4 separate regions of the Homo sapiens genome follow, and all the other regions are linked to region 1. The links are chromatin loops, found by intact Hi-C in ENCODE. Cell type or tissue: PC-3. All regions are shown on one strand.

Region 1 (8,000 bases):
TCGGGGGCTGGGGGGGCAGGGCAAGGGGAGGGAGAGCATTAGGACAAATATCTAATGCATGCGGGGCTTAAAACCTAGATGACGGGTTGATAGGCGCAGCAAACCACCATGGCACATGCATACCTATGTAACAAACCTGCATGTTCTGCACATGTATCCCAGAACTTAAAGTAAAATACAAAAAAGAAAAAAGAAAAGGAAAAACTACAAGGTGGTAGACCAGGGGAGGCTGAGAAGAAGAGGGAATGCTATTACATGGGGAAGACTTCTAAGATGATTGAGAGGTTTGAAGGTTTTAGAGAGGATCTAGAAGATAAAAGATATTAAAGCAAGGTAAAATAGTATAGGTGAACAACAAAAAAACTAAAAGAATTGCAATTTTTGGCCAAGCATGGTGGCTCATGCCTGTAATTCCAGCACTTTGGGAGGCTGAGGCGGGCAGATCACAAGGTCAGGAGATCGAGAACATCTTGGCCAACATGGTGAAACCTGGTCTCTACTAAAAATACAAAAATTAGCTGGGTGGGGTGGCGTGCACCTGTAATCCCAGCTACTTGGGAGGCTGAGGTAGGAGAATCACTTGAACTGGGGAGGTGGAGGTTGCAGTGAGCCAAGATCGCGCCATTGTACTCCAGCCTGGGCGACGAGAGTGAAACTCCATCTTAAAAAAAAAAAAAAGAATTGCAATTTTTTTAACCTTAGAAGAAATGAACAAATTGTTCATAGTATGGAGGTAAAAATGTCAGCTGTGTTTTCCCTTTCATACAGTCTAAGAATTCCTTCAAAGATCATTTTAGATTTAAAGATATGTTAATAAACACATGTCATAATTTGCAGCCATCCAGACCTTTGGAACACCTGAGTTTGAGGAATGGCTCACCTTATGAGCTTTGCTTTCCCAACACAGGAGTCCCAAACTCACTTTCCCAGCCTTTCTTGAAGCTAAGGTGTAAATATTTGTATTAGACTCAGCCAATGAGGTGCACTCACATGAGTTTAAAAGAGACAAATATGAGGAAACAGACACTGTGGAGTCTCTAAACTCTGTGGAGTCTCACCAGTCTCTAAAGAAAATGATGGCAGAAGCAATGACTTTCAGGGGCAGTGATGGCAGCAGTTCAGCATCCATGTCCAGGATCAATGGGACAATTTGTGGTGTCTGTGCCCAGTGGTCACAATGGTGGCATCCTTTCTGGACCCATCCTGCAGCATCATTTTGGTGTTGTGCCTTCCCATATATCTTTGAGGCTGGTCTGTTCCTCCAAGAGGTTCTATTGAGACATCTAATAATATATGTTAGACATATTTTCTGCCTAACCAACCATAGTAAGTTCTGATGTTTGCAACCAAGAACCCTGACTGATGTGAATCCCTTTCTAAAGAGAAGAGCTATGAAACCCTAGATACAAAGGAATCATTAAGAGAGAGCCTTTCTAAAATTATTGCAATGTTACTTAATCCAGAGTCAGAAAAAATAGCACCCTGGGGATGTTCTTTGCAACTTTGTAATGTACTGAAAAATTGGGAAATTGAAACACCACGAATGAGTACACTAGGATAAGATAAGCAGAATACTAAACAGTTAATAGCTTCTGTTTTATTAGATGGGGGGAAATCTACTTTAAAACACAATCACATATAGTCCAGTGGGAGTAAGAAGTAGTGGAAGTATAAATGAAACTAAAGTTGTAGAATGTGGATAATTACGGAATCTGGGTAAGGGATATTCTATTTACTTTATGTGTTTGAATTTTTTCTTTAAAAACGTTTAAATAAAAAATCATAAGTTAAGGAATTAACATTAATCGGGAAAAATATATGCTTCCTTATTTATCTTTTAAAATGAGAAAGAGAAGCAAGACTAAGTATTGTTTAGAAATTTGGCTATCAGTGTCTGCCAAAGCAATAGAACTGAGAAAAACTTGTAAAAACAAAAGATAAGGACAGACATAGTGGATATGACTACTTTTTAGGTCACTTTTTCCCTAGGTTTTTCAGGAATTGCTTATTAATGTAGTCTACAAGTATTTTTATTAGTGCCTGCCACGTGTTGGCATTGTTCAAAATGCTTGGGATATATCAGGAAATAAAATAAAGATCCTTGCCCTTTCCTAAATTTTTTTCTATATGTATTACCTAATTTCAATAACAGATTTTATACATACTTCAGTTTACAAGCCTAGTTATCTAATTTTTAAAATTTAAAACTGTCTTCTGTTTTCATAGTTTAGGATCACAAGATTTTACAGCTGAAAGGAAGTTTAGATTTCATAAAGTACAACTCCTAATTTTCTTATAATTCACAATAATATTTTGCCTTTGTAAAATCCTTTATAATTTATGATATGTCTTCTTGAGACCTGGAGAGGATAAGTGACTTGCCAGGTTTATACTACCTGTTAGTAGCTGAACAAAGACCTTCCAATTTGTGTTTTGGTACCCTTTCTGCTACACCAAACTTTGCTTGTTTCAATGTAACGGTTGTGGTTGACTGGAAAGATTTTAACCTAAAAATGCTACCATTTATACATCCTAGGTCTGTTCCTCTTGACTCCCTTGCTCTCTGTGCCCCTTCTTCTCCCTCTCTCATTGGCTGTAACCCGATCCTACAAATGACTAATATGTGTCTTTCTCTTTGGCACTAACATTCTTGCATGCTGCCATTCCTTAACCATTGTTCAGCTAGGCTCTCCTAATACAGAACCTTTAATCTTTTTTGATAACATTCTCTCTTCATTACTCTAAATAACTTGTCAGGACCTTTTTTTTTCATCTTCCAGTTACCTACATGTTTCAGATGGCTAGGTACTCAACATAAACAAAGAATGGAGGCCCCACGGCTGACAAGTGTACTGCTGTATTTAATTACTTCCAGGTTCTCTGCTACTCCTTAGCTTCATAGAGTATGCCCCCATCTCATGCAGCACCAAAGAGCATTTTTTAAATTCACTGTGTTATATATACTCACGAGTTTCTGTTCATCATACCACTAGAGTCTAAGGTCTCCTAGAAAATATTTGAGGTTCAAGCCACAACAAAAGTGCTTCCAACTACTAAGTTTTAACATAATCTGCTAATCAGTTACTGTTTAGCCACTTGATCTCTCTCTCACTGTCTCTCTCTCTCTCGTGTGTGTGTGTGTGTGTGTGTGTGTGTGTGTGTGTAAAGTGTCACAGTGTTTAGGTTATCTATGTTTTGGGGAAAACGTCATAGTGGCTTAAAATAATTTACAGATGCTTCTTGACTTACCATGGGGCTACATCTGGATAAACCCATTATAAGTTGAAAATGTACTTTTGACTTGTAATATTTTAAACTTATGATGGGTTTATTCAGACTTAGCCCCAAGATAAGTCAAAGAGCATACTGAATGTGAATGATTGTGTCCCATCTTAAAGTTGAAAAATCATGAGTCAAACCACCATAAGTCAGGGACCGTCTGTATTATTATCTGTCATGGTTGTATGGGTTGACTGGGCTCAGCTAGGTAGTTCTTGGGTTCTCTCAGGTGGTTGCAGTAGATGGCGGCTGGAGTCATCAGAAGACTCAACTAGGCTGGATGTTGAAGATGGCTTCTTTAGTCACATCTTGTTCAACAGCCTGAAACACCTAGGGGCTTGCCAGGAATTTCTCTCTCCATGCAGTCTCTTCATGTGACATGTGGCTCCCTCAAAACATAGAGGTCTCAGGGTAGTCAGACTTCCTACATGGCAGTGGGTTTCCTCCAGAGCACGTGTTCCAAGAGACCCAGGTGAAAGCTCAAAGACTTCTTTTGACTTCAAAAGGAGGATACTACACAAAGGGGTAAATATTGGGAGGTGCAGTTCATTGGTGGGGGGTGGAGATGAGGGAGAAATCTTCGGTGACTAGCTATCAGATGAAGGAAAGTAGAATCTGCAGCTAAAAATCAAGTTATCTGTTAGTCCACCTGACTGGCAGGGCTCTATTTTTAAAACAAGTACAATTGCCTGTAATACAGCCTTTATTTTTTGGTGTAGCAGATCTGGAGTTTCTTTTAATTAAACAAAAGAGAAAAAGAAAAACTTTGAACGTAAATGACTTGTATCTCTTTAAACTGTATTTAATCTCTTATTTATTAGAGCATATGACAGCTCTGTTGATGGCTGGAGGCAGACCTGCAAACATTCTGGGGCTGACAAGCCAAAACAGGTGAGCCCATCTTCTGTGATTCACCTTGGTAGAAATGATTACTACCCAGCTCCGGGCCGGCAGACCACCTGCTCCCTTTCACCCACACAGGCTTCCCCACAGCCTGAAATATACCCTGTATCCTTTCAGAGATGGTGGATTGAACATGTGTGGAGAGACATCCAAACGCATTTTTTTTTTTCCAATGAGAGACATTTTGTGAAGTTTTGGCAGCATGCTGGCTGGCAAAGTAATCTGGCTGGCACACTCCTCCTGCATGGAGTTATGGCACTGCCACCTCTACTCTGGAGAGTTTCGAAATTTCATTTTGCACACCCTGTAAGATGTGAGTCACTCGGCTCGCAAAGGAGGATGAGGAGGAGGCGGCCATCTGCTAGTCATGAGCAGATGACAAATACCCTGCACTGCGAATTTCCATCCTCGTTTCACAATATTTAAGTAAACACATTTTGTAACCATTTTTCCCAGAGTTCCTTAGTGCTTAAGATGGATTTTTTTTTTTCAATAAACAATATATAAAAGCTGCTTTCTCTCCTCCAAACAACTGTATTAGCAAAGTGACATGAAGGCAACCATCACAAAGTGCTGTCTGTTGAATGACCAGAGCAAAAAGTATACTCATCTGAATTGAATGATTAAACCTCATGCAATTTCAGACCGATCCAGCTAAATTACCAGGTCCATGAGAGGCCGCTCCATCATGCACAGCTCCATGGTGACCTCTACTGTCTGCCTGCAAGAATCCCCAAACTATCTTCCATCAAAAACAAAGTTTCCAAATAATATCTATTTAACATTTCTTTGTGCTATGTTATGGGAAGGAAGGAAATTGAAGAAAGAAAAGATAGATGCTCTCCTCTTAAATTACGAGAGGCACGTTACATTCATAAAATAACTGGGAACTAATGCACGATCTAATTTTGTGTTCGCTTCAAGCTGTGCAACATGGCTTAATGCAGAATTTATTCATTCCTTCACCAATTTGATCTGAAGAAGCCAACAACAAAAAAATAGCCAAATAGAAATAGAAAATTAATATCAGGGAGAAAATTGACTGCATATGTGCAAACCAAAAAGGTCAAAGGAGCTTCAAATATGGCTCTGGGCATCCTAAAAGGCAGACGAAGAAGAAAAAAGTAGGATGTGTTGCCTAGACCTTGCTATCATGAAGAAGAAAGACTATCATTCCTTAAGTAGATATTTTTTCTTGGTATTAAATTTTGAATGAAATTCCTATGGGATATTTTGTGCCATATTCCAGGTGGCACAAGGGCTAGCATGCTCCTTAGAATTTGTACTGCTGCTGTAGAACTAGCAGGGCTGTTTCTTTTAACTTTGATGAGAAAAAAGTATATGCCATTGAGGAAGGAAATAAAATACATCCCTGCCGACAACCAGAGAGAGTGAGAAATGGTCCTGCTGGCAGCCAGACCATGATGTTCTCAACTAACATAAACAGTGCTGGGACAAGACCATTCCATGATCATATTTGGAACAAGATAAAGATAAAGCCACCCAGTAATCACAAAAATAACTAAACGTTCTCCTTCTCTGAATAACATGAGTGACTGCTGTTCCCTTACCTGTGACAGCTCCAGCCTTATTTGTTCTGTATAAAAACTATTGAGATGCCCAAACACAAAATTGCCCCTGCTTCTTGAGAGCGTCCAATCCATAATTGGTCCCTGCTTCCTAATTCCTCCTGAGAATCTTTTGGAGTAAGCCTAATCCCAATGAGGGGCCCCTGCCTGCTCCCTCTTTCCAAGGGCCTTAGGATTCCTCTGTATTCTCTCTTTTGTGGCAACTAGCTCAACAAACCTAATGTTTCTTAATACGATGTGTTTCTAGATGTCTTTCCTTGCTGGTCTTTCATAGTATGAAGCACCACACAGTGAAGGCGATTCTGAAAGGGATTAATATGGACCATTCAGTATGTCTATTCTCTGTCTCATTCCAGGACAGAGTACAGTGTGCTTAGTGGAAGAAAGAAATGGCTTTTCCCTTAGACACTGTAATTTTTAGTTTCTGGTCCAGATCCTTTTATTCCTTATATTTTTTTTCTATGAACTCCTCTCCCAGCTTCAGCGTCCTTTGGCTTCTAACAGCCCACACCAAACCTGGAGCCATCCCTCAGATACGGAGAACTGGAAATGCCTGGGAGTTTACATTCACCACCACCCCTTACCTTCAGGCTTTTGGCTGGTAACTGACTGGAATAGGAAAGCCAACACCCTCCAAGTTGAGTTAATTGAGTGTATAATGTACCCTGTTGAGCTCTCCTGCAGGATCAAGCTGAAGCTGAGACTTGCTTAGCTTCTTTCTCACCCCTGTCTTACTTCCCCCACTGCCTTACTGATCTCCCCTGGGGGCACGTTCTTAATAAATCATTGGCACAGAATTATTACTGCAAGCTCTACTTCTGCAGAACACAACCTATGATGCTCATCTAGCCATCACTGTATCCCTACAAAGTAGAAATCATATCATAATCTTTCAGATGAAGACAGAAAGGCTCAGAGAGATTGAAAGACCAGCCCAAGGTCACACAGTTGGTAAACAGTGGACTAGACCTAAAATCCTCACCTAGTGCCCCCATTTTTTACTATGCTTCATTGCCTGTCCTTTGGGGCCTGGCATCTGGCCTTATCTTCTGTCTGTGGGCCCTCAGAGGGAAGGTTCTGATGCCTGGGGAAGAAAGCAAGGACCCAAATGTCCTCTGCCAAGCATCTGATGCATAATGGAATGTTTATGCTGCCATCTGGGGCATGGTTTTCCTGTCCGCAGCATTCAGGCAAGGATTTATTGCCACTCCATTCTCCCTGATCGCTGAACAGATTGCCCCCTGTTGCTTGTGGCATGTAACTCCCCCTCTTCCAATCTACTGCCTCTCTCAGACTTCATGAGACAAACATAAAAGTCATGGCCTCAGGAGAATGCTTGATTTCTGTCCAGTCTGTCACACAGAAGCGTCATTGTTAAGTCCTGGGTGGCTCTTCCCACCTGTCATCCCAGAAAAATGGAGTCATCCCTGAGAACACTCCCATGCACAGTGACATTCATTATGAGGCTACCTTTTCAAATTAAGTTTGGCATTTGAAACGAATACTACTTACTACTCCCAAACCACTCACTGCTGAGGTGACTTTCCATCATGAACTTCCTCTCATCTCCACAGACAGTGCTTAAGAGAAGGGTGAGGGAACTTCAGCATCTGCCTCTCACATTCCATTGTCAGCCTCACTCAGGAGGGCCAGTCATTGGTGAAGGTGAGAGGTGGGAGGCAGGAAGGTTCACAGAATCTCAAGACTGGGGGGATCTTTAACCACAACTAAATTCTATCGTGATGCAGAAGCAGGCATCCTTTCAGCAGCAGACTAACCATGCAGAGTTGCTGCATGGGCTATGACTGAGCACCTTCACAGGCAATGAAGCCTGCTAGTAAGCTACACAGAGAGATTGTTCCCTACCTGTGCCAAGTCCCCGTCACTGACCATGGGGTCAAGCCTGAAGAAACTGGAAAGAAACAATGTATAATCAGGGAGACCAGGGAGAATGGAGTGGCGCACACTAGACAGAATGGGTTGAAAAACGTAAATGAAGGTGGGATGCATTTCACTTCCCTGATCCTTAATCTTAACCACCACATTTTTTTTTCTGAAAGTGTTTCCTTAAAATTTAAGTAGTACCTGGATTCACTTCACTTATTTAGCTTTATTACGTAAAGACAGCTTACATAAGAATAATTAATCTTTTTTTTTCCTAGTGAGTACCTGTGTTTTTTGGTTTTGTTTTGGTTTTTGGTTTTTTTTTTTTTTTTTTTTTTTACTTTA
Region 2 (8,000 bases), 190 kb before region 1:
GGAAAAGAGAATGCAAGGAGCCCAAAAAAACTACCTAATCTACAGTTTTGCTTACTTATTATACGGCCTGATGAAACATTACCTTAGAAGTGAGAATGCCTTACAATACACTAGTTTTTGGTGGCCATTTTATTGGATATTTACTATGTGCCAGGTTTTGTACTAAGCATTTCATAAGCACTATTCTTATAAAAGAACCTGAGAGATGGGTAGTATGACTATTTTACAGATAAGGAAACTAAGAGTCCCTGAGGTTAAATGATTTAACCAAGGTCACTGAGACCCAAACCTAGGTTTGTGTAACTCCACTGTCCGATTCTGCTTAGACTTTTGTTATATCTTTAACCAGCTGTCTTAGTCAACTTGAACTGCTATAACAGAATACCACAGACTGGGTGGCTTAAACAACAAACACTTACTTTCTCACACTTCTCAAGGCTGAAAGTCCAATATCAGGGTGCCAGCGTGGATGGGTTCTGGTTAGGGCTCTCTTCCTGGGTTGCAGAAGACTACCTTCTTATTGTATCTTCAGATGGTTAAGAGAGGGATCTCAATTTCATATCTCGTCTTATACGGGCACTAATCCCATTCACAAGGGCTCCACCCCCCCCCAATACCTAATTACCTCCCAAAGACCCCTCTTCCAAATACCATCCCACTGGGGAGTAGGGCTTCAATGTATGATTTTGGTGGGGCCACACTAAGTTCATAGCATCAGTCATAATAATATTTTTCTTCATACTTAAAAATGTGGCTCCCCCTCAAATAGCTTTTAGATGATTTTCCACTAGTGTTTATGGGTTTGCATGCATCCATCCTCACTGTTTGACTCAGTCTCCACTGGGGCCAGCTTTTGCCCACTCTCACTTGTATATACCTCTTGCTTCATCCAAACTAAAATATTCCATGTTCCCATACACGCCCCATGCTTTTCATTGTGTTTCCTTTTGCAAAAGTAGAAACATAGGGGTGGAGGGTAGAAAGAGCTGCATAGTGTTCATCTTTTGCTCAGTGTTGAGGCAGGAAGAAGCTGAAGACATTGTTTTAAGGAGGGCTGTATCAGACATGAGAAACATGACACAGCCTCATTTCCATGTGTATGACCATGGAGGGCAAAAGGCCATTCTCCACAGTTCTCTGTAGTATCAATAAGGCTTCAATCCCAGAGGTCAGAAGGGACCATGACACCATCATGGTCTCCATTGTAGCAGCTTTGCGGACACGGAGAAAAGCACCTAGGAAGGTACACTGTACTCACAGAGAAGGTGGTGGTCTGCAGAGTGGGCATGACTGAAGTGCTGTCCCTCTCAAAACATTGGATAAAGACCAGAATGGAAGAAAAAGAGAGTACAGTACGGAAACACAGATTAAACTCTCTGTAAGATCCTGGAAGTAACTAGAATGATTTGGGAGGGGGCCACTTTTGGTGCTGAGGCCCAACATTATCCAGAGTTGTCAAAGAAATCTGAGTTATCCCCATTCTGTGACCTCACCCTCATTCATACAACCAGCTGGTGGGGATTGGGCAAGATTGAGTTCATTTATTTGGGAAACATGTCTCATATACCTAATATGTGCCAGACACTGCAAAGCTCTGAAGATCCAAAGATAAGGCTCAGTCCCTGCCCTCTCAGGGCTTACATCATGGTAACAAGTCTACTTCTTATGTCCACGGAGGCTTTGCACTGTATATCTCTTAGACTTTTGTCCCAGGGTTGCCACCAGTGGCCACAGAGATTGTTTTCTACACAGAGATTTTGATGTGAATGGCAACCCCTATAGTTGTATATTGCATAGCCTGCACAACCTGCACAACTGCACATGGTGGCCCTGTTTGCCCAAATAATTTCCCCCTAAAATACCTTCCCCTGCAACTCTGCCTTCCAAATTTTTCCAGACGCATCTCTGATCTGAACTCCTCTTTCCATCCTGGCCTTACCACAACCCCCAAGGCATTCCTTTTTCCTCAGACCTCCTTTGATATTTTCTGCCTGTAGAGGTAAACTGAAAATTAAACAGGGCCTCCATGGACCCTTTCTTGTTTTGAGTTTTTTAACTATTAGTTTAGCCTTGTGTTTGTTTAGCTTTTTGCCAACCTGACTCTTATCTCCCTGCATGGTTTTTGGTAGTAAGGGTAAGAACTGTGTCCTATCCATCTTTGTGTCTCCCCAAAAGGCTTTGCACATAATTGAAATTCAATAGGACAAAAGAAGAAAGTGGTATTTAAAATGAGAGACCTTTCAAAGAGTGAAAGATGCCAGTTGAAATGGAGTGTTTGTGACAAAAATCTTCAGTCAATACGTTTTTCAAATTCTTTCAGTGTTGACTCTCAAATATTTATGCTAATGACAACCAGGAAAAGCACAGATATTGGAAATGTACCAAACCAAGACTAATTCTGGCCAACTCATTCTTTTCATCAAAACTTCTGTAAGAGTATCTAACAAGAAAAGGTTCAGGCACCACTGACCTCTCGCAACTCTCCCTCAAGGGAGTCAAGCTCAATTCATGCCTCAGGTTCAAACCATTCGTGGGAGGTCCAAAGCGTGGCGATCTGAGGGTACAAGAGAGAGGGAGGAAGATGGAGGGAGAAAGTGAAAAGGCAAAGGATCTGAAAATGAAAGAAAACATATATCAGTTGTTTACACAGAGCTTGGATTTAGAATCTTTAGATCAGCTAAGGTCATTTCCAATTAATTACTTACGTGATTTTATTCTTATAAAGAACGGCTACTTTTTCCACAAAAGGAAAGGAAGGAAGAAAAGAAAGAATGGAAAGAATGGAAAGAAAGAAAGAAAGAAAGAAAGAAAGAAAGAAAGAAAGAAAGAAAGAAAGAAAGGAGGGAGAGAGAGAGAGAAAAGAAAGAAAGAAAGAAAAAAGGAAAGAGAGAGAGGGAGAGAGGGAGGGAGAAAGGAGAGAGGAGGTGGAGAGATGGGGGAGAGAGACAGAGCGCAATCAAAAGGGTAGGGCAAAAGGGAGCTCTCCAAAAAGACCATTATTTGCCTTTTTGGTATTTTATTGAAGTTCAATATGGTTTAATTGACACAGGAGTCTGGAATGCTCTGAAACTGTGACTAAGGGGACAGCCTCTCTGGGTAATTTAAGCTTCCTTTCTCATTCATAACCTCAACCACAAGGTTGAACTGGCACCCTGTTCTTTTTGAATTTCATGAGTAAAAAATGCACTGAAAACCATTACTCTAGCCAGAATGAGTGCTGCTTCCTCCTGATCCACTTACTGACAAATAGTACATCCTAAACCAGGTAGCTGACTAAGTCCTTAGTCACAGAAACAGAAGTTCTTCATCCGATCAGCCTTTTCCTCTCCCCGTTGGCCAGGCTGCCCCATCTGCTCTGAGACACTGGAGCCCCTTGAGTAAATTAGAAACCCAACTTCAGGGCAGTGAGTTACAAGCAGAAAAACCCCAGCATCCTGTACACTCTGACAGTAGCACCACACAAGGACATTTAGGAAAGAAAATGCAAATAGCTTGACATAAACTAAGAATTAGCAGCCTCTGTGGTCTGATACTAGGGAGTCTGGGAAGGCCCTAATGTCACCCCCACCATCACCACCACAGGGCTGTGGCCTTCTGGAGTAAAGCTCTTATCCTTCCTCAAAGGTCAAGTGATTAAGGCCTCTACCACTTTATTACTCACATCTTCATGTGAATGCATAAACTGAAAGGCATGGACAGGGAGAGAGAGAGAGAGGAACAATGTGGGTTAGAGGGTACATTTCAAACCCCAAATCAGAAGTCTTGAAGTGCAGGGTACCTTTGGGAAAGTGATTTCATTTCTCTGGGCACCATCTTCACGCGAAAGTTGATCTAGCTAGATAATTTTTACATCTGTCTCTCTTCCTTCCTGTCTTCCATTCTCTTTCTTTTCCTTTCTTCTTGTCTACGAGTATTTATTGAGCCCCTACTATGTGCTACACTTTGTTCTAGGCATTGTGAATATCACTGTAAACAAAATAGGCTAAGTCTGCATCCCATGTAGCTTACATTCTCATAGGGGAAACATAATAAGCAAAGAAATACATAATGCAGATAATTCTCACTTTGCATTGTTTTGATATGCATGAATTTTGATTACCATGGTTTATTTAACACCAGGTTCCCAACAAAACAGTTCAAATTTTAGTCACCACAGCATATTAATTGTGAGTAACTGCTGCAAATTTCACTGCTAGCTCTCCAGGCCACAAATGGCTATGTAAGTGACAAATGTTCATCATAATCAGTGACCAATCGCATTACTTCTTTCAAAATCATTCAGTGATTGGTCACTGTGCATCTGTTACTCAGTTCACACAAGGAAAGCAAAGCCTGTAGCTGTGTTGCCTCTTTGTCTCCCAGTGGTAGAGAGATACTTTAGGCAAAATAATTGAACTTCTAAAGTACTACTACTGTTGGATAACACTCCAGGTCAACCTGATTCTCTTAAATGGAAATGTGAAAATTTGCTTTTTACACCCAACACAACCTCATTAATCCATCCAATGGACCACGCAGTTATTTCAAATTTGAAAGCCTATTAGATGTACTTTCAGACAGACTAGGAATGCTCTAACTAGAAATCATGCCATTTTTTTAGCTGAGTTTTGAAAGAAATATGACATAAGGGACGTACTTGAACACATTCAAGCATCATGGCAGGAAGTAACAACAAGTAGTATGCCCGCAGTATGGAAGGAACTTTTCCTATGCCATGCAAGTAACTTTATGGGCTTCTAATAAAAGGTAAATGGAGTTGTAGAAGAAATAGTTGACCATGGCAATGTGGACACACTGCTGCTCTTTGAGAGGCTCTTGATATGCAGCCAGAGAAACTTAGTGAGAGCAAACTTATGAACACAAATGAAAAAGTGATTGTGATGAAAGAGATGAATATATCCCAGAGGAAGGAACACTTGTGAAAAACTTCACATTAAAAGAGCTCTCAGAGATATTTCATGACATTGAAAATGCAAGGGACAAATATTGGAAGCTGATCCAATAAACTTAGAAAGGAGGATGGCTATTCACCAAGAAATATTAAAAAATGTTCTCTCTGCATTGTAGGTTTTATGAAGAGAAGAAAGAAGCAAGCACTGTTCAAACTACTCTTTTTGTAGTTTGTACAAATTTATGCTATACATGGAAAATTTTGTTATGTGTATATCATGTGTAATGATCAGTCAGGGTATTTAGGGTGTCCATCTCCTGGGTACAACAAATTTTTGTTTAACTATAGTCACCTTACTCTGCTAGCAAACACTGAATTTATTCCTTCTATCTAACTGTATATTTGTACACATTAACCAACTTTTCTTCATTCCCCCCTCCCCTCCAGTTCCAGTCTCTATTCTCTAACTTCCCACCCTCTACCTCCACGTGATCAGATTTTTTAGCTCCCACATATAAGTGAGAACATGTGATATTTGTCTTTGTGTGCCTTGCTTATTTCACTTAATATAATGACCTCCAGTTCCATCCATGTTGCTGCAAATGACGGGATTTCATTTTTTATGGCCAAATAATATTCCATTGTGTATGTATACCACATTTCCTTCATCCAGTTTACCACTGAAGGGCATTTAGTTGAATCTCATATTTTTGCTATTGTAAATACTGCTGCAATAAACATGTGAGTGCAGGTATTTCTTTGAAAGATTGATTTTTTTTTAGGGGGCTGGGTAGTTATTCCAAGGGTAGGATTGCTGGATAGAATAGTAGTTTTATTTTTAGCTTTTGAGAAATCTCCATACTGTAAAACTACTCTTGATAAGTTTTTAATTGTGGCAAAACATACATAACATACAATTTACCAGTTCAACCATTTGTAAATGTATCATTCAGTGGCATTCACAATGTAAAAATATATTCACATTGTTGTGCAGCCATCACTACCATCTATCTCCACAACTTTTTCGTCAACCCAAACAGAAACTCTGTGCCCATTAAACATTAATTCCCTCTTCCCCACTCCTCCCAGCCTCTGGTATTCTCTATTTTACTTTGTCTCTATGAATTTGACTGTGCTCATATGAATATAATCATATGAGTAGAATCATACAGTATTTGTCCTTTTGTATCTGGCTTATTTCACTTAGCATAATATCTTTAAGCTTCATCCATGTATTAGAATTTCATTTCTTTTTAAGGGTAAACAATATTCCATTGTATGTATATACCACATTTTTGTTTATCCATTTGGGTTGTTCCCACCTTTTGTCTATTGTAAATAATGCTGCTATGAAGGCCATGCACGGTGGCTCAGGCCTGTAATCTCAGCACTTTGGGAGGCCGAGGTGGGCAGATCACTTGAGTTCAGAAGTTCAAGACCAGCCTGGCCAATGTGTTGAAAGCCCGTCTCTACCAAAAATATTTTTTAAAAATTAGCTGGGTGTGGTGGTGTGCGCCTCTAGTCCCAGCTAGAAGGCTGAGGCAGGAGAATCGCTTGAATCCAGGAGATAGAGGTTGCAGTGAGCCAAGATCGTACCACTGCACTCCAGCCTGGGCAACAGTGTGAGACTCCGTCTCAAAACAAAAACAAAAACAAAAACAGATAATGCTGCTATGAATATTGGTGTGGAAATATCTGTTCAAGTCCCTGTTTTTAACTTTTTTGGGTAGACACCTAGAAGTAGAATTGTTAGATCATATGATAATTCTGCTTAAATTTTTGGGAAACTGCAACACTGTTTTCCACAGTGGCTCCACCATTTTACATCCCATGGGCAATGTGCAAGAGTTCCAATTTCTCCATATAGTCGCAAACATTTGCTATTCTTTTTTTTTTCTGTAGTAGCCATCCTAATGGATTTGAAGTGGTATTTCATTGTGGTTTTGATTTGCATTTCCATAATGATTAGTGATATTCAGTATCTTTTCACGTGCTTATTGGCCATTTGTATATCTTCTTTTGAGAAATGTCCATTCAGAATATTGATGTTTTCTACAAAGAAATGAAAACATTTTAATTCCCAATATCTCTAGTGTTTTAAATTACAGTTTAGTAAATAAATATTCATCTTACTTTTTTTTCATTTTCCTATACATTTATAGCCAATAGTAAGAGGGTTTTTATTGTTTTGACAAAAAATTTTTAATGGTCATTCATGGAGCAATTATTATTTTCCCCATCGATTATGAGGGTTACTTTACATCGTTTCAGCTTGCATGGCCATTTTTATGGTCCCCTACCACCATACAAAGTAAGAACTTCCTATAGAGTATTGAATTAATGCTAAAGGATATGAAAATAAAGCAAGGCAAAGGGGAAGAGAATGATGGACTCTGATGGGAGAATGGGCTATTTATATGGGCAGTCAGAGAATGCGCCTCTGGAAAGGTGAGATTTGAATAGAGGCCTAAGTGGGGTAAAGAAGCCGGCCATATCCCTGCCTATGGGAAGGAATTTCCAGGCTTGGAGGATAGCAAGAGCAAAGGCCCTCAGATGGGAGCCCGCTTGGTCTGTTTGGGAAATAGCAAGAATGCCAGTGTGCCTAGAGCACAATGAGGGAGGGAGAGAATGGTAGCAGATGATTAATTTGGACAGGTAGGCAGGGACTGGATCATGTAGAGCCTTGTTGGTTATGGTATGGACTTTGGATTTTATTCTAATATGATGGGAAGCCATTGAAGAGCTGAGAGTGATGTTGTGTTAGTGAACAGGGCATTTGATTGGTTAGGGATGAATTCCTTCAAGGAGATGATAGGGGAGAGTGTGAACAGTAAAGATTAACTTCATCCACTTCATAATTTGTCTAATGGCCAGTCTTAGCTTAAATATCAGCACAGGATAAAACACTTGTGGAGACTAGGACCTACTCACGGTTTCATTAAGCATTCCCTCTGTACCAACGAGGTCTCTCAATTTTTTCAATTTCACTATGAGCTCCTAGAATTTTCCCAAGAGGGGTTTGAGCTGAGACACTTCTCACCCAGGACATGGAGGACCGAGAGTTCCTAGTTAGCAGAACCATCAGCAGACATGAATGTTCCGGTATTAC
Region 3 (8,000 bases), 190 kb after region 1:
CCTAGAGCTGTACCCACTCCAGGTCCTGCTAGTCATCATTCAAAGGTCAGTCCATACCAGCAGCCACATACCAGAGAGTTATGGAACCAACATGATGATCAAACTAATATATGCAAGTAATACTAACTCACACCTGTCCTTACATAAGATTGTAAAATCTTTGTGATCCAATAAAACCATTTGCTCAAAGAAAAAAAAGTATGGGAAACATGTCCATTTTTCTTGAGAGTATTTAACATTGTACAGATATTTGGGTAGGTACTCTTCTTATATACCTTACCACAGGCCTAATAGCATCTTTGTTTTACAGGAGTGACTGCTAAGTGGCAGAAGGCTGGGGAAGTATTTGCTACATAGAATTTCTTATGCAAACAAAATTGAAGATATCCACATTGATTCTTCAACACACATACAGGTTACTTACCCAGGTGTAGACATGGGATTCCACCCCACCCTGCCACTGTTCTTCCAAACTGAAATCTGAAAAATGGCAAGTCTAAAAGGGATAAAAGAGGTTCTTGCACTTCCATGAAAAAGTTCTATTGGAGGAGGTATTTATGAAGGTGAGTAAGATTCTCAACAATAGTTTACTCTAAAGTCTTTTAGAAATAACTTTCTCCAAAAGTCTCAGACCCTAAAGTTCCACTGTTAGCTGAGGAAGGGTTTCTCCATGCTGCTTTTTCTTTTCTTTTTTTAATTTATTTTTTATTTTTTTTTTAGACGGAGTTTCTCTCTGTCGCTGGGCTGGAGTGCAGTGGCGTGATCTCAGCTCACTGCAATCTCCACCTCCCGGGTTCAAGCGATTCTCCTGCCTCAGCCTCCCAAGTAACTGGGACTATAGGTGCACACCACCACGCCTGGCTAATTTTTTTCTATTTTAGTAGAGACGGGGTTTCACCATGTTGGCCAGGATGGTCTCGATCTCCTGACCTTGTGATCCGCCCGCCTCGGCCTCCCAAAGTGCTGGGATTACAGGCATGAGCCACCGTGCCCAGCCCACACTGCTATCTATACTCAGAAGGATTCACATGACACTGGCGTTTGCAATCATGATTAAACATACCTGATTCACTTAGACAACATGCCATGTTAGTAGACAGTTAAAAGGAGAAAACTGTAATTGTGTTGATAACAATAACTGAAGACAATTGTGAAAAGTCCTAAGATACAGCATTCTTCTTGGTGAAGCATGAATAATTCATCACTTGTAAATTTTAAGAAAATGTGCTCTATGGAACTTATAATTTTCCCTCATACCTGCTCCTCCCACTCCACTGTTCTCCAAGTCTCTTAACATCATTAGCCAGTCATCTTCTGCCTTCCTCAGCACTGTACAGTGTGAGCCCAGGATACCTTCACCCAGTCCTGACACACTGTCAGCTAGAGAGAAATGGGAATCTCTGCCACCAACAAGTGAGTCGAGAGTTACTGATGCAGCCATCAACCTAACATTCTGGGTGTCTCCAGCTGTAAAATTGAGCTCTCCCAGCACCTTCTGTTTTCACCCAACCCTTTTGGACTGGGTACATCAGATTTTTAACTGCCAGCCTAGGGACTAGTCTCTCAACCTGGTGAATTTCCACCTGCCCTTGCCTCTCCTACTCCTTGCTTTCTTCTCTTCTCAATAATTCCCCATCCCCATACACACACATGACTCACATGACACATATGCATCATCTGCATCACACACATACACACACACACACACACACACACACACACACACACCCTGGGTACAGCAAGGGTCGTGTGTTGTTCTCTTCAGCTCCTGTTTCCTTGGAACAGGATGTTACACAGAAATGCTCATAATACCTGTTAATTGAATTCATCGAAGAAAAGCCATTCCAAATAATGCCTAACAGAATGAAGAAAGGGGTAAATTGCTCTTGGAAATCTGATTCTTCTTATAAACTTGGAAGACCTAATTAGCAGAGAGAAGAAGAAAACAAATTAATTAGAAAACACTAAATTTGCACCAAGGGTACAAACAAAGCATAAGCACCATGACTAAAATTAAACCATAATATACTTCACAGGGCCATACTGATTCAATAAAATGGGCCCAGAGTTCAGACTTCTCAAATAAATTATTCCCCAAAATGGATAAATGGGATTATTTCCTCCCACGTTTATTTTTCACATGGAAAAAACCACCTTGAATCAAAAAGTTTGGACAAAGAAAATGACCTCCTTACCCTACTCTTCACAATAATAGATGTTAAGCTGAAGCTGACGAAAGCAGGAAGCTGTGGAAATCTACGGCTGTCCTGATAGACATTCCATTCTGCTCACTGCTCAGGCCCCAGCTGTAAGTTTGTACAGTCAAAACAGTCAGGTTTCCAAATGGCCAGAAAAGGACAAACTATGAAATGTGAAGGCTCCTGTCTTCACTTTGAGCAGGAAATTCATAGAGCAGGCAAAACCTGACCAATATCTATCTCCTCAATCTAGAAAACTCTTACCAGAGTCTTTAGCTCTAGTATTGAAACGCAACATTTTGCCTCAGTTCTCCACCTTACAATTTATCACACCAATTGCCGGCCCAAGCAGACAAGTCATCCTTTGGAGTTTGAATTTATATGGTCCAACCTCCAGCCAAAGGGCTTCTGGAGAACCCATGAATGGACTTCAGGATGTCTGTGGACTCCTTAACTTTGTAAGCAAAATCTTAAGCTCATGTGCATTCTTCTGAGAAGAGGATTCAAAAGTTTCAGCACACTCTCAAAGGAGACCCTGACATTCAAAAAAGGTCAAGACCATCAGGCTAGTCCTAAAGAGACTCTATGACTTCTCTGTAATTTCAAGCGGAAAAGAGCCATGAACTTTGATTTGAACCTGGGCTAGGTCTAAATTCTCAGCTCCAGTGCTACAGGGAATTTACACATTTTCTATAGACTAGATCCATGATGGCCACTTCTCTGGATTCCATTAGTCTTTGTTTTAAGGATTTGAAGTGAAATGGACATTTGCAGGACCTGGCTTGGACCAAATGGGCACCTAGCGCCCCCACCTTTGTGACTTTCCATCTACCAGAACTCTTTAACGCCAGTATCCCTGGGAGAAACTAAGCTATTGAATAAGGGAGGGAAAAATCGAGAAGGTGCTTGTGAGGGTGGAGGAGGAAATAAAACTGAATGAAAGAAAAAACTGAGTGGGAAGGAAAGCATAGAGAGAGGGGAAGGAATTGAACAAGAAAGAAGAAGAAACATGGAGAAGAGAAGAGCTATGGACTGAGAAGAGAAAACTGACATGAGGAATGAAGAGAAGATGGGGAAGGACAAAGTTATAAGAAAGACATAACCTCAGTAAGAAAGAAAAAAGGCAAAGAGGATTATTAGGGGAAAAAAGGAAAAAATGAAAGAAGATGAGAAGTAGAAAGAACACAAGGATAACAATATCTAAAAATTGTACAAAGCACTACTAAGTGTAATTAATTAATAGGATATCAGCAAACAAAAGTCTGTGCTATCGATAATGTGATAGACCCTGATGTCACTTAGCAGTAGCTAAGGTGGACAAGCTTACACAGCTGGGCCAGAAAAAGTGTGGCATATGGCCCTTTATGTGGCCGATGGTCCACTTGTAGAAGAGTGGGAAGGGTGGGGATGGGGTTAATGCTGGGAAGATTGCTACCATCCAGCTGAAAACTCCCCAAAGGCAGTTCCATGGATCATTCCTAAGCCATTGGCTAGAGCATGAAAGGCTTGTGAGGAACCAGGCAAAGACGCTGCACAGCCTGAGCTGTTATCCAAGAACCCCTGCTTACCTGCTTGCTTGAGTCATGCAGGCTCCTGGTAATAACAGCCTATTTACTGAACCTTCCCTGCCAAAGTGGGAGGGGTGACTGTATCAGATTTCTATTTGGGTCTGCAGGTGGGAGGGGCGAAAGAATAGGTATAGTCAGGGCAGGTAACAGCTTTGCAAACATGTGCAATAGTTCATGCCTGTCCACATGCTTGCCCCATAAGCACATGGCTGCATGGACCAGTGTGGGTCGATGTAAAGGGTGTTGCTCTGGGGCTCACCTGCATTGATATACATCATATGTCTAAAGTGTGAATGGCACCTCCATACATGTGATGTCTTGTTCAGTGCACAGCTTGAACATGTAGACATGGCTGCTCCAACAGTAACCAGTAGTAGGCACTTTATTCATAGGCACAAGCCTCAGGCACTTTAATGCATTATCTTCAATCCTTAAGATCTGGAAGTGTTATCATTAGGTTGAGAAGCCAGCCTGAGAGTACATAGCTAGGAAAGGACAGAGACAGACTCTAGCCTAGACATGGCAGATGCTGAGGCCCTAGCTCTTCTTCCTGCATTGAGCCACCTTCCTCTCTAGGCAGCAGGGAAACTGCCCTGCTGTGAGGAGCATCCCATTTACTTGGGTATTGCAGTAGCCTCCTACTTGATGCTTCCTTTGTGTGTCATTCCCTCATGTCTAAGGAAAGTACTTATATACCAGTAAGAACCTACTAGGGATCACAGAGGATTATTAAAATTTCAAGTAGTGATTTTACCATTTGAGATGGGCTTAAGAAGAGGGAAATATGTACTTTGTTAGAGAAATAAGTATATTTATTAATACAAGTAAAATTATTTATCCTGTTGATTTAACTTTATAACCCTGTGAGCTGTTGGAGCCCAAGTCTGAAAACTGCCATACCAGCCTGCCCCTCAGGTTTGCCTGGCCCTCGTGAAAGCTTTAGGGGATAGGGGATACCGCTTTCCCACACCTTCTGATTTCTACATGAGAAATGCCACCAGCTTTGACCAGCAGCTGCAACTTTGCCTGTGCCTGGCAAGTTTACAAAGTCACTGAATTTGCTTCTAAACTTTGTGGTTCAAGGGCTCCATCTTGAGGCACATTCTGTTTCTCTCAGTGCCTCTGAGTTGGGGAAGAGATGCAAAGCATTATTAGAATTTTTGCTGCATTGCATGGTTGACTTCAATTTGCTAAATGTTTTCTTTAGTGTTCACAGCAAAAATTCAGACTATAGGACAGTGACATGGGTTTGAGCAGATACAATGAACTCCTTTTTACATATGATGGTTCCTCCTAACAAAAAAATATTAAAAATCTTTTAACCATAACCACAGCATGGAAGTCATTGATTTGTTCGTGTTTACCATAAGCTATTTTCTCCCATTTTGGGAACAATTCTCAGAAGCCACATTATCTGAATTACTGGGTTCCACCAGAAAGCGCAGAGATCTGAGACCCTGCTTAAAGTCCTCTGAGTGTCCCTTAGCAATATTCTACTTCCAGTGGATCAACCAGAAATGTAAGCCATGATTCAGCTCCCCAGATGGATGTGGGCAAGCTTCGTGGCATCAAACCCCTGGACCAACTAAGCACTCTACTGCACCCCAGACCCCCCAACCCCACTAACAAAGCCCTTGTCCTACCAGCCAAATGCTCTGCCTGTCTGACTCATGAAAAAGAAAGTGGAAATTCAATACCAGAAACCTTCTCACCCAAGAAATATCCCAAGTCTTTCCAGTTGTGCCAGGGTTTTAGGAGACCCCGGTTTTACTCTCCTCTGAACAGACCCTGCATCTTCACATTTCCATACCTTTATCCATGATGTTTCTTCTGTGAGAATCCCACAACCCTACCCGTCCCACTTCCATCAACATTACAATTGGTTGATTAATCTGACTAATTTTGCAAGGCATATAGTTTAAGAAACCTTCTACCCACCCACCCAGCCACTCAGCAGGAATAACTACAAGCTTCTCCCTGTGTCTTTTCATAGAATTATGGTCAAACCTCCATTGTTACCTCCTTCACATGACATCATGGGACAATTTTTAATGTAGTTTTTCCCACACTAGAGTGTGGGCACTCTTGGGTACCACCATATCCATCTGTGTATCTCCAGGTACTGTGTCAGTGTTCAGCAGACTGTGGACACATAATATATGTCAGAAGACAATGCTGTCTTACCAACAAGAGAAAATAATAGTATTAGCACAATAACTAAATGATGTACATATGAAGCATCTGGTATAAGAATAGAAGGAGAAACAAAAAGGCAGGAAAAAAAAGTCAAAATATAAGGTACTGGGTTTTCTTAAGAGTCAACCTTCTTCTCCTCCCTGCCCCTGTCCCCCCACCCCCAAAAAAACTTCTAATAGCTATCCCACAGGAAGATAACCATTTTGTAATGAAGTTTGGTTTTGAGCTTTTGTAGCTACTTTTTTTAACAGGGTGGAAGATGAGGCCAAGAGAGGAGTAGGAGGACTCCCTCCCATGCCTAGAGTCTACTCAACATCTCTACCTGGATGTCTTCTATCCCCTTAAATGCAAGGAAACTCACTTCTTAACCAGGAAACTCACTTAAAATACAATAGGAAACTCACTTCTTAACCAGGGGTAGGCAAACTATGGCGCCTGGCCCACCAACTGTTTTTGAAAAGTTTTATTTGGACACAGCCATACCCACTTGTTTACATATTGTCTACATCTGTTTTCACACTAAAATGGCAGAGCTGAGTAGTTGCAACAGAGGCTCTTTGGCCCACCATGCTCAAAATATTTGCTATCTGACCCTTTACAGAAAATGTTTGCCCAGCCCTTGATTCGTAACCATCCAGATTGCCTCACTGACTGTGTTCTTCATTTTAACAGCCAGCACTGTTATCTATCCGGGACCCAAACGTAATCCTTCTCTCCTATTAACCCTACCCATATAGCCAATCAATCACCAATTAAAGCATTGCTGTTTCAACCTTCCAAGTATCTCTAGAACTTTTCTTCACCCTCATTCACTATACTGGTCCAGGGTAGCATCCTCTTTCACCTAGATAATGTCCTACCTGCTCTCCCAACCACCAGTCTGGAACGACCTTTCTAAACCATAAATCTGATTGTTATTTCCCTAGTTCAAACCTTTCAGCAACATCCTATCTCCTTTAGCATAAGGTCTAAACTCCAACACAGCCCACAAAGCCCTTTGTGACATCATCTAGCCTTCCTCCCCAGTTCCAATTCCAGCAACATCCCCTGCTTCTCCCCACAGCCATTGTTCTGTCTCAGCATTTCCTCTCTTCCCACTTCAAGCCACAATGTGCATGCTGTTCCTTGGTCTGAATTCATCTCCTCCCTTTCTTGTACTTTTCATTTTCTGCTTCCATCTCCCACTCATTCTTAATTATTTCCTCCAGGAAACCTTCTGATTGTCCCAGGAGATTAGGTCTCCCAACTATATGTTCCCATAGTGCCTTATCTATTATAAATACATAATAAATATTTTATATTATACATTACTATACCTATATAGTAGTCTAATATAAGTAATATATAATATACATTATTTTGTGTATATATATATAAGTTTATTATAGATTTTAATGGCCTGACTCTCCTGCTAGGCTATTAGCTTTCTAAGTGCAAGGGTTGTTCATTCTGTTTCCTGTCCCATCCATAGTGAACAGCATGTAAGTACTTGATTCTACAAAGAATGCAGCTCTCCTACCCAAGACATCTCTTATCTGTCAAACACCCACTTCTTCACCTTTGCTAATAACCTCTATGGCTGGAGTAGGCTCAACAAAGTGATTACCATTACTGTGTATTTGTTTTTCCAATCCACTCCCCATTTTTCCCTTGCTTTGCTCTGTATCATGGTGGTTTGAAGGGTGCAAATTATACTGCCCAGGCTTCTGGTTAGATTCAATTAGTGGGAGGCCCTGGTAAAAGACTAGAGATAAAAGAGGGGGAAACCAATGTATTTCTCCCATGCTCATTCATGCTTGCCAGCTCAATCTCCCGCCTATCCCCCAATCCTTCTTTAGGTGGTATCCCTCGCAATAATTGGTGATTGTGTCCCTCCATGGCCCCAGCTTTTGCTGGGAGGCTCCTGTCATGATTCTGTCCCCTCGAGGTGGCCTTGGCTCCTGTGTTCTGTTAACATTATCTTTTTCATAGTGCCTTCAGCCCTAGGGGTGCTTCTTTAATTTGCTCTTCAGGCTCTTCTAACACTTTTGCCATTTAA
Region 4 (8,000 bases), 180 kb before region 1:
CAAATAGGAACAATCTTGTTTCATAGGTGTGAAAAGGGAAGCTGAAAAAGATAAATGATTATTTTCAACAACTCTTCAGTGTGATCAAGGCAGGAGTAAGCCCAACTCAAGGGCTCCTGTTGCTCTGTCCAGCATGTTTCTTGCCTTTCTCCAGTGCCTCCAGGGAATGCATTTAAAGAGATGTCAGAGTCAGTTTGGCACCGTATTGGGTGGTGCTGGGTGGTATGGGGGTTGAGTGTGAGCGAAGGAAGGGAAATTGACATTTTGCCCATAGGAAGTAGACAAAGTAGCCACCCAGTGGCAGTACTCCCAGCCACCATTCTCCACTGTTACACAGACTTTTAAAGAATGATATGGTTTGGATCTGTGTTCTCACAACATCTCATGTCAAATTGTAATCCGTAGTGTTGGAGATGGGGCCTGATGGGAGGTAATTTGATCATGGCAGTGGATTTCTCATGAATGGCTTAACACCATCCCTTTGGTGCTGTTCTTGTGATAGTGAGTTCTCACACAATCTGGTTGTTTAAAAGTGTGTAGCACCTTCCCCCATTTCTCTTGCATCTGCCCTGGCAATGTGAAGTGCTGGCTTCCCCTTCACCTTCCACCATGATTGTAAGTTTCCTGAGGCCTCCCCAGAAGCTGAGCGGATGTCAGCATCATGCTTTCTGTACAGCTTGCAAAGCCATGAGCCAATCAAACCTCTTTTCTTTACAAATTACTCAGTCTCAGGTATTTATAGCAATGTGAGAACGGACTAATACAAAGAGGATCCTTTTCATAGTGCCTTCTAGACCTTATGATGGATGATGATCCTGAGTATGCTTCATTCATGTGTCCCCAAAGCGGTTTTTAAGGCACTTATATTTTTTGATGTAGCAATAAATTGAGAATGAAAACCAGTTTGGGATCAGACCACTGTGGGGTCACGTCTCAGCTCTAGCACCTACCACGGATTGTGTGACCACTGGAAATAGCAATAATCTCATGAGGTAGGTGTGAGGAGAAAAGAAGCAAATCCCTAGAAAGTAGTTAGCACTGTCCAAGGATGCCATAAATGTTAGCTGCTCTTATTATTACATCAGCTGGTCCTGCATGAGCTAGCCCCTGCCTACTTCTTCAGCCTTATATTCTACCACCCTCTTTCCTTATCCACTGTGCTCCAGTCATACTGGCTTTCTTTCTGACTCTTAAGCAGGCCGTTAAGGGCTTTGCATTTGCTGTTCTTTCAAGTCAGAACTCTTCCTTCCAGAATCTACAAGGCTAACCTCTATGTCATTATTCAGGCCCTAGCTCCTACAAAATATTCCTGTGACCATCCTGACTAGAGTACCTCCTTCTGTACTCCCCACTCACAACCTGTACTATCTTTCTCTTTTATTTTCTTAGTGGTTGGTCATTATTAAGCTCTGAAAATTATCTCTCTCCTTCTTTCCTCCCTCCCTTCCCCTCTTTCTCTCTCTATACTTAAAGCTCCTTTAGTCCAACAGAGTTATGTTCATTGCTGTATCTCCAGCATCTGGAACAGAGCCTGGAAAATAATAAGAGCTCCATGCTTGCTGGCCAGTTGAGCAACTGATATAGACTACCATCAGAATACAGATCTTAGTTTAATGTATCATTTGAAATTTTTGTTTTCTATAAGCATTGGCCTCTTGGGACCTATTTATTATCCACACCCCTCATTAATTACACCAGCCTTTCTCTGATATCTCTTCACCCCTCCCCAGCTCTTCCTCCTCTTCATCTCATTCCTTCAGGGCCATTGAGTGGGCTTCTCCCTCCTTCCAAGTACTTAAAAGAATTTTTTAATAGAGCACTCTGAAAGTCCAAAAAGCCCAGAAGATTCAAACAGTGAATCATTACTGGTGAAACTTCAAAGGCCATGGTGGGTCTCTACTATGAGTCTCTTTGTCTCCCTAATCAAAACCACAATTGCACAATTACTAGTGGGCTCAGGAAAACCCAACTTTGTTCTATCCGCAGTGTTCAGTACAGTGGTTTAAGCATACATACACCACGCACACATAAATGCATGTGGAATGAATGGGACTTCTCTTACTTACTCATAAAGTCATATGAAAGAAACGCAAATTAATAGTGATTAAGGATGAGCATAAGGATCCTGCCATTAGGTCCTGGCAGACCTCCACACCTCTAGCAGATTCAGGCCATGGGCCATCTGATCTGCCAGTGGAGAGGGGTCCAGATGGGGTAGGGAAGGTGAATACCCTGTTCCTAGGCCTTATCTCCTAGGACTTGGGCTTGGCAGAGCCGTTGGGGTTCCCAGCTCACAGTCAAGAGCTGTTAACAGGAATAGGAAATACATCTTAGCGTCTTCTTTGAAAACAGAAAACATCCCATGGAGATAAACAAAACATCGGGTCATAGAATTTCAAATTGGAAGGGTCTTTGGGAATCATCTGATCCATTCTTCCATTTTCAATTAAATTACTAGCCCATAATAACCCAGTAGCAGAGCTGAGAATAGAACTCAAGACTGATGCCCATAGCTTTGTTGTGAGGAAAGTAAAAGAGATAGAATGTGTAAGGCAATTTTCTCCTTCTCAATCTTCATGTTTGAAGACACTCTGAGAGGACAAATGTAAGGCTATGTAAATATATATGCAAGTCATTCTTCACTTTATACACATTATATATATAGCATTTATCAAAATTTTAATTTATTATAGCTGAGAATATAGAAAAATATCCTTAAACTTCTGGTCTCAAAATTCTTATCCTCAGAATAAATCCTTATTTACTATGTGGTAAATCTTTATACTGAATTAATATTCTGGGTGCTTTTTTTCACTCCAGTGAGTAGTGTTTCTAATGAGTACTGGGTTATACATTATAAGATACAGATTGGCACGTATTTATATTTGAGGCTGCTATGGGACAGTCTAGAACAGATTTCAGTACCACAAAAATATTGTTGTCAATTGCATCCCTTCCTCTCCTTATTCCTCCTTTTCCTCTCCTCTGTTCCCCAACATGGCTTTTCCCCCAAGCATCTCTTCAGAGACAAAGGGAATGCAATCTCCCTGGGAAATGGATCAGTGATGCTCAACACTGATTATTAGTTACCTACAAAATCCAAGCTCTTTCAGACCACCTTAACTAATAAAACATGTTAGCTTTGTAAAGTTACTACATATTTTTTTCTTTAGAAAATTGAACATTTAAAAAAATATTTGGAGCATAAATGGTTAAAAAATCAACTCCCTTTTGTTTCTACAATTCTTAAACAGCATTTATTTTCCAGGGGTGTGGAGGGTGGGGGTGCTCTGCCTGGTATTAATTTTCAGAATTTTCAGTGTGTCATTCTTGTGTGTGTGTGTGTGCACGCGCGTGTGTATGTTTCTCCCTTTGAAAAAACAAAAGATGAGTTTCCTTGCCCACCATGGAAAAAATGTAACATACGACCCAATCCCTTCCTGAGAGCATGGAGGACCAAGAACAGACGGCTTAGATCAGGGTGGCGAGGAAATTTTGTCATTTCCAGAAGGAAGCATGAGTCAGAGTGTGCAACATTTTAGGAGGCCTGAATCAGAGCTGTCGAGGAAGTTAGCTCTTGGACAATTTAACTTCAAATCAGAATGTTATTTCATTGAATGCCTTCCTTCAAAATCATGTCTTTCTCCAAGATGGCTGCAGATGGTGATGTTCCAATTATTTCCCTTCAGGAACAGGGAGTAACTTAACAGTTGAAGAAGTTCTTGAATCCACTTTTGAGGCAATGAAGCCCAGAGATTAATATGTATCTTTTAGAAAGGAGAAAAGAGAGTAAGAGAAGGAAGGAGAACACTGCTCTAAAAATCTATACATAAATGAAGAATGATCAAGTTAAATTATATTGTTAGAAAAATTAAATTATTATGACCAACTAAACATTTTAATAAGCATGCATTTTCCTCATTGAGGCCAATACATACTTGAGAAAAATCTTTCCACACACTCAAATTTCTCATTGCTTCAAGATTTGTTTCTCTTTTGCAAAGCTCAATACTCAGAAAGTCTCCAGAATGCTAAAGGGCACTCCATATAATCTTTCAGAAGGATATGGCCAAAGGTGGGGTTCAGGGGATGAGAAGAAATCCTGGTTTGGAGGACTGAGGGGAGGGGTGACACTAGGTTTGGGACATGGCCAACAGCTTCAGGGGCCTAAGGATTCTGAAACCTGATAATATTTAATGATAACATGTTCTGATAATCAAATAGATTTAGAGTGACTTCAGATAGAGAGCTTGGGGTTCTGCTCTGCTCCCAGTCTCCACCATTATCTCCTCAAGATCTGAGGGCTGTGAAGGGCTTGCTTTAGCCTGACGGTTTCCTGAAGTTGGTTTCACTCTCAGCTCATCACTTAGAGACAGCCAGCTGCTTTTGACTTGGAAAAAATTGCTTGGAGCAGTTACAGCCCTTGGGGACTCTAGGAACATGTGTATATATTGGAAAAAGAGAAAGAGGACTGTATGTTTCACAATGGAGAAATTTAGGAGGTATACAGCCACATGCATGTGTGCGCACACACACACACACACACACATACACACAATGTGTGGCATGAGGCCCTGAGGTCCATTTGGGATAGCAAAGGATGGCCAGAAGTCTAGACTTGATAGTAGCAGAAACCTGTCCTTCTGACCTTTTATATGTAGGTTATGAAGAAACATTATTAATATCAGGACTTATACAACTTTTTTTAAAAGTCTCTCTCTGAGTCAGGCTTAAACTGGGCCAGGACCTGCCCCCAGGGTTTTAGGGGTGGACTTTTGTTCCATCAAACTTCCTAGACTCTGCAATTCACAGTCTTAGCCTCCTCCATGATACCCTGGTAATGTCATAGAAGGTATGGAGGACAGAGGGCAAGATGGAGAATCAGAGGATACATAGTCAGAAAGCCTAGTTTCAAGTCTCCAGTTTGCTTTTGCAAGATGTGAGTTGAACAAATCTGAACCTGAGGTGCAATGTCCTGATTCTTAGAAGTGTGGACTAGAACCCCAGGGTTGCAGTGAAGACTTGATTCAATAAGTACCATGCGAAGCCATGTGGAACTGTGCAAAGCCATAGAACTCTGAGCATTGCCACACAATGGCATGATAGCTGTGCATGGTGCTGGGGGCCATTCTCTTTCCGGACTATTCCTCTTTTCTTCTTCCTGGTCCATGAAATAAGGACTTCTCAAGTCTGCTCCCTGTCCTTCTTGCCTCCCACCATTGCCCTGGTTCAGACCTTCTTTCTGTTGCACCTGAGCTATTTTCAGTAGGCTCCTTCCTGAACTCCCACCTCCATCCTTTGCTTTTCCTGTTTTCACTTCCTGGCATGCTCTTCCACCTGGTGTCTACATGACTTGCTACTCATGCTTATTCAAATGTCTCTTTAGAGAGCTCTTCCCTGACCACTATCTATAAAATAAAACCCAGCCCCTCCCTCCACAGCCAGTCTTCCTTACCCAGTTTTATTTTTTTCCATAGGGCTTATAATAAATCTCTGTAATTATTTTGTTATTTTAATGTAAATACACCTTTTATTTTAGAATACTTTTAACTTTACAGAAAAGTTGCAAAAATAATAGCGTTTGTGTATGACCCTAAACCAATTTTCCCTATTGTTAACAACTTCGATTGCTATATTATATTTGTCACAACTAAGGAACCAATATTGATACACTGTTATTAACTTAACTCCATACTTTTACTTTATACAGGTTTCGTTAGCTTTCCTTGTCTATTCCAGGATTCCATCCAGGATAGCACATGGCATTCAGTCATATCTCCTTAGCTTCTTCTAATCTGTGGTAGTTTCTCAGGCTTTCCTTGTTTTTGATTACCTTGACAGTTTTGAGAAAAGTTTTGCTCAGGTGTTTTGTAGAAAGTTTTTCTCATGTTTAGACTGGAGGTTTTTGGGAGTACGGGCATAGAGGTAGAAAGTACTTCTCATCATATTATATCAAGGATGCATACTATTAATCAACGTGATTTATCACTGTTGATGTTGACTTTGATCTACTATGGTAGTGTTTGTCAGGTTTCACCATTATAAAATTACTTTACCCTCCCTTTTCATACTCTGGAAATAAGTAACTAGGCACGGCCCACGCTCAGAATGTGGGGGCTTAGATTATACCTCCTTGAGGAGGGAGTCTCTATCTTACTTGGACTTCTGTATAGGAGATATATTTATATAGGAGATCTCCTATATAAATGGAGATTTATATATATATATATCTCCTATTTATAAATGGATTTATAAATAAATACATATAAATATAAATACATATAAATATGTAAATATATAAATACATATAAATATGTAAATATATAAATACATATAAATATATACATATATACATTTATTTATTCAGTCATTTACTTATATCAGTATGGTCTCACAGATATTTGTTTTATACTCTGGGTTATATTCCAATACTATGTTATATATTTTGTTGCTCAAATTGTTCCAGCCTTAGCCACTGGGGACTCTTTCAGTTGGCTCTTGTGTCCCTTTGACATGCCACCATTGTTTTGCTATTTGAGCACTTTCTTACTTTCTGGCACTTCAAGGCACTCCAGGCTCATTGTGTATATTTCCTGCCCTAGCCCTAGAATAAGATACATCTCTAAAGAAGTTCCAGTTTCTTTCATTAGAAAATATTATTAGAAACCAAGATCTGGGAGCTAGGCATGCTTGTTGCTACTAGGGTGTCTTTGCTTTTAGGCCCTCTCAGAAGACAGAGCTAAGAGATATATGTGTATATACAAACTCATGTATGCACTCATCTTTACAACTACTTCTGTATCTATCCATCTGTATCTATATCAAGCTAAATATGAGTTTACCTTGATGTCTCTGACTCTAATCCAGTACCACATGGGTCAGTCCATTCTAATCTCCCCTTGCTTATCTGGAACCTTCCTCACCAACAGTGAGAAGACTGGCTCAACCACTCATTTATTTATTTGCTCATCCTAGTATACATGTACAGCCATGTTAGAATTATTAACCCGTACCCCTATGACAAGCAACCTTATCAACTAGACTATAGTGTTCATATATCATCCCTTTTGTTTTTGGTCTTACGGTGTATGGTGAAACACCATTTTTCAAAGTGACTTAGATCGGGATATTTTGTCTCCATTCTCTTCCATGAAATTATGGCTTACGTTTGTAACACCATTAGATTCTTCTGTCATAGTCTACATCTCATGCTGGGATCCCCTGACCTCCTGGTTGATTTTTTAAAATTTACATGCATTAAGGTTCACTTTTTGTGCTGTAAATTTCTGTAGGTTTTGACAAATGCATAACAACATACATATACCACTCAATACAGATTAGTTCCACAAACTAAAAAACTCACTGTGCTTCCCCTAATGAAACACTGTTTCCTATTTTTCTTCTACTTGACTTCATAAGGACTGGGATTTTTGTATGTTTGGGTTAATGTTGTGTTCCAAGTCCCTAGAAAAGTGCCTGGCACATAGTAGGTGCTCAATAATTTTTTTTCTTGAATGAGTGAAGGTCTTTACTCTTGCCTTCTGAAATCCAACTCCCTCCTTTCCCATAGTAAAGCTTCGGTAAGCCCACATAAGGAACATATCAGTCCTTGGTCTGAAAATGTATTATGGCATAGAGAGACCTTTTTTGTACAAATTTAAGGAGTACAAATGTAGTTTTGTTACATAGATATATTACATGGAGGTGCGATCTGGGCTTTTAGTGTATCCGTCACCTGAATGAAGAACATTGTATCCATTAAGTAATTTTGCATCCCTCATCCCCCTCCCACCCATCCAGGTCTCCAGTAACTAGTATTCCACACTTTCCCAGAGAGACCTTTATGCATATAGGTCCTGACCACCTTTTCTTTCCCAAGATGGGTTACATGTCCCACGCCTGTACAGCAAGCATACCATATATACATAACTCTATTATAATATGTTCTACTATATAATTATTCTATTCACTCATCTGTTTCCTTGTACTAGAGAACCAGG

What was found. A loop is a pair of places that touch in the nucleus more often than their neighbours do. Peaks named below come from ENCODE experiments on the same cell type or tissue, not always from the same donor. Only the 100,000 strongest peaks of a DNase experiment are listed, where the experiment ranks them.
Region 2: a loop joins it to region 1, with 5 times the contacts of the local background. A loop is called at or near these places in 5 of 110 quality-filtered maps.
Region 3: it touches region 1 in a loop (10-fold over the local background); 27 of 110 quality-filtered maps call a loop at or near these places.
Region 4: it touches region 1 in a loop (5-fold over the local background); 2 of 110 quality-filtered maps call a loop at or near these places.

Annotation. Positions count from the first base shown.
Region 1 is chrX:45,512,237-45,520,236 of GRCh38, reverse strand. The region is part of intron 2 of LINC01204 (long intergenic non-protein coding RNA 1204); the gene reads right to left. Among named protein-coding and RNA genes, the nearest start is that of LINC01204, 11 kb to the right of the region's middle. In PC-3, a CTCF peak has its summit at 4,891 (motif pointing left); DNase peaks (open chromatin) are centred at 2,606 and 4,526; H3K27ac peaks cover 6,840 bases.
Region 2 is chrX:45,705,829-45,713,828 of GRCh38, reverse strand. No RefSeq gene overlaps it. Among named protein-coding and RNA genes, the nearest start is that of MIR221, 36 kb to the left of the region's middle. RefSeq lists an enhancer at 3,608-3,707. In PC-3, no CTCF peak of the experiment used is centred here; DNase peaks (open chromatin) are centred at 1,578, 2,418, 3,188 and 3,628; H3K4me3 peaks cover 1,056 bases; H3K27ac peaks cover 5,808 bases.
Region 3 is chrX:45,319,414-45,327,413 of GRCh38, reverse strand. LOC105373191 (a long non-coding RNA gene) reads right to left here and starts at 2,461. Exons shown (of 3, transcript XR_002958824.2): 1 at 2,196-2,461; 2 at 1,813-1,921. In PC-3, a CTCF peak has its summit at 4,855 (motif pointing left); DNase peaks (open chromatin) are centred at 3,823 and 4,813; H3K27ac peaks cover 3,902 bases.
Region 4 is chrX:45,693,331-45,701,330 of GRCh38, reverse strand. No RefSeq gene overlaps it. Among named protein-coding and RNA genes, the nearest start is that of MIR221, 49 kb to the left of the region's middle. In PC-3, no CTCF peak of the experiment used is centred here; a DNase peak (open chromatin) is centred at 3,510; H3K27ac peaks cover 1,517 bases.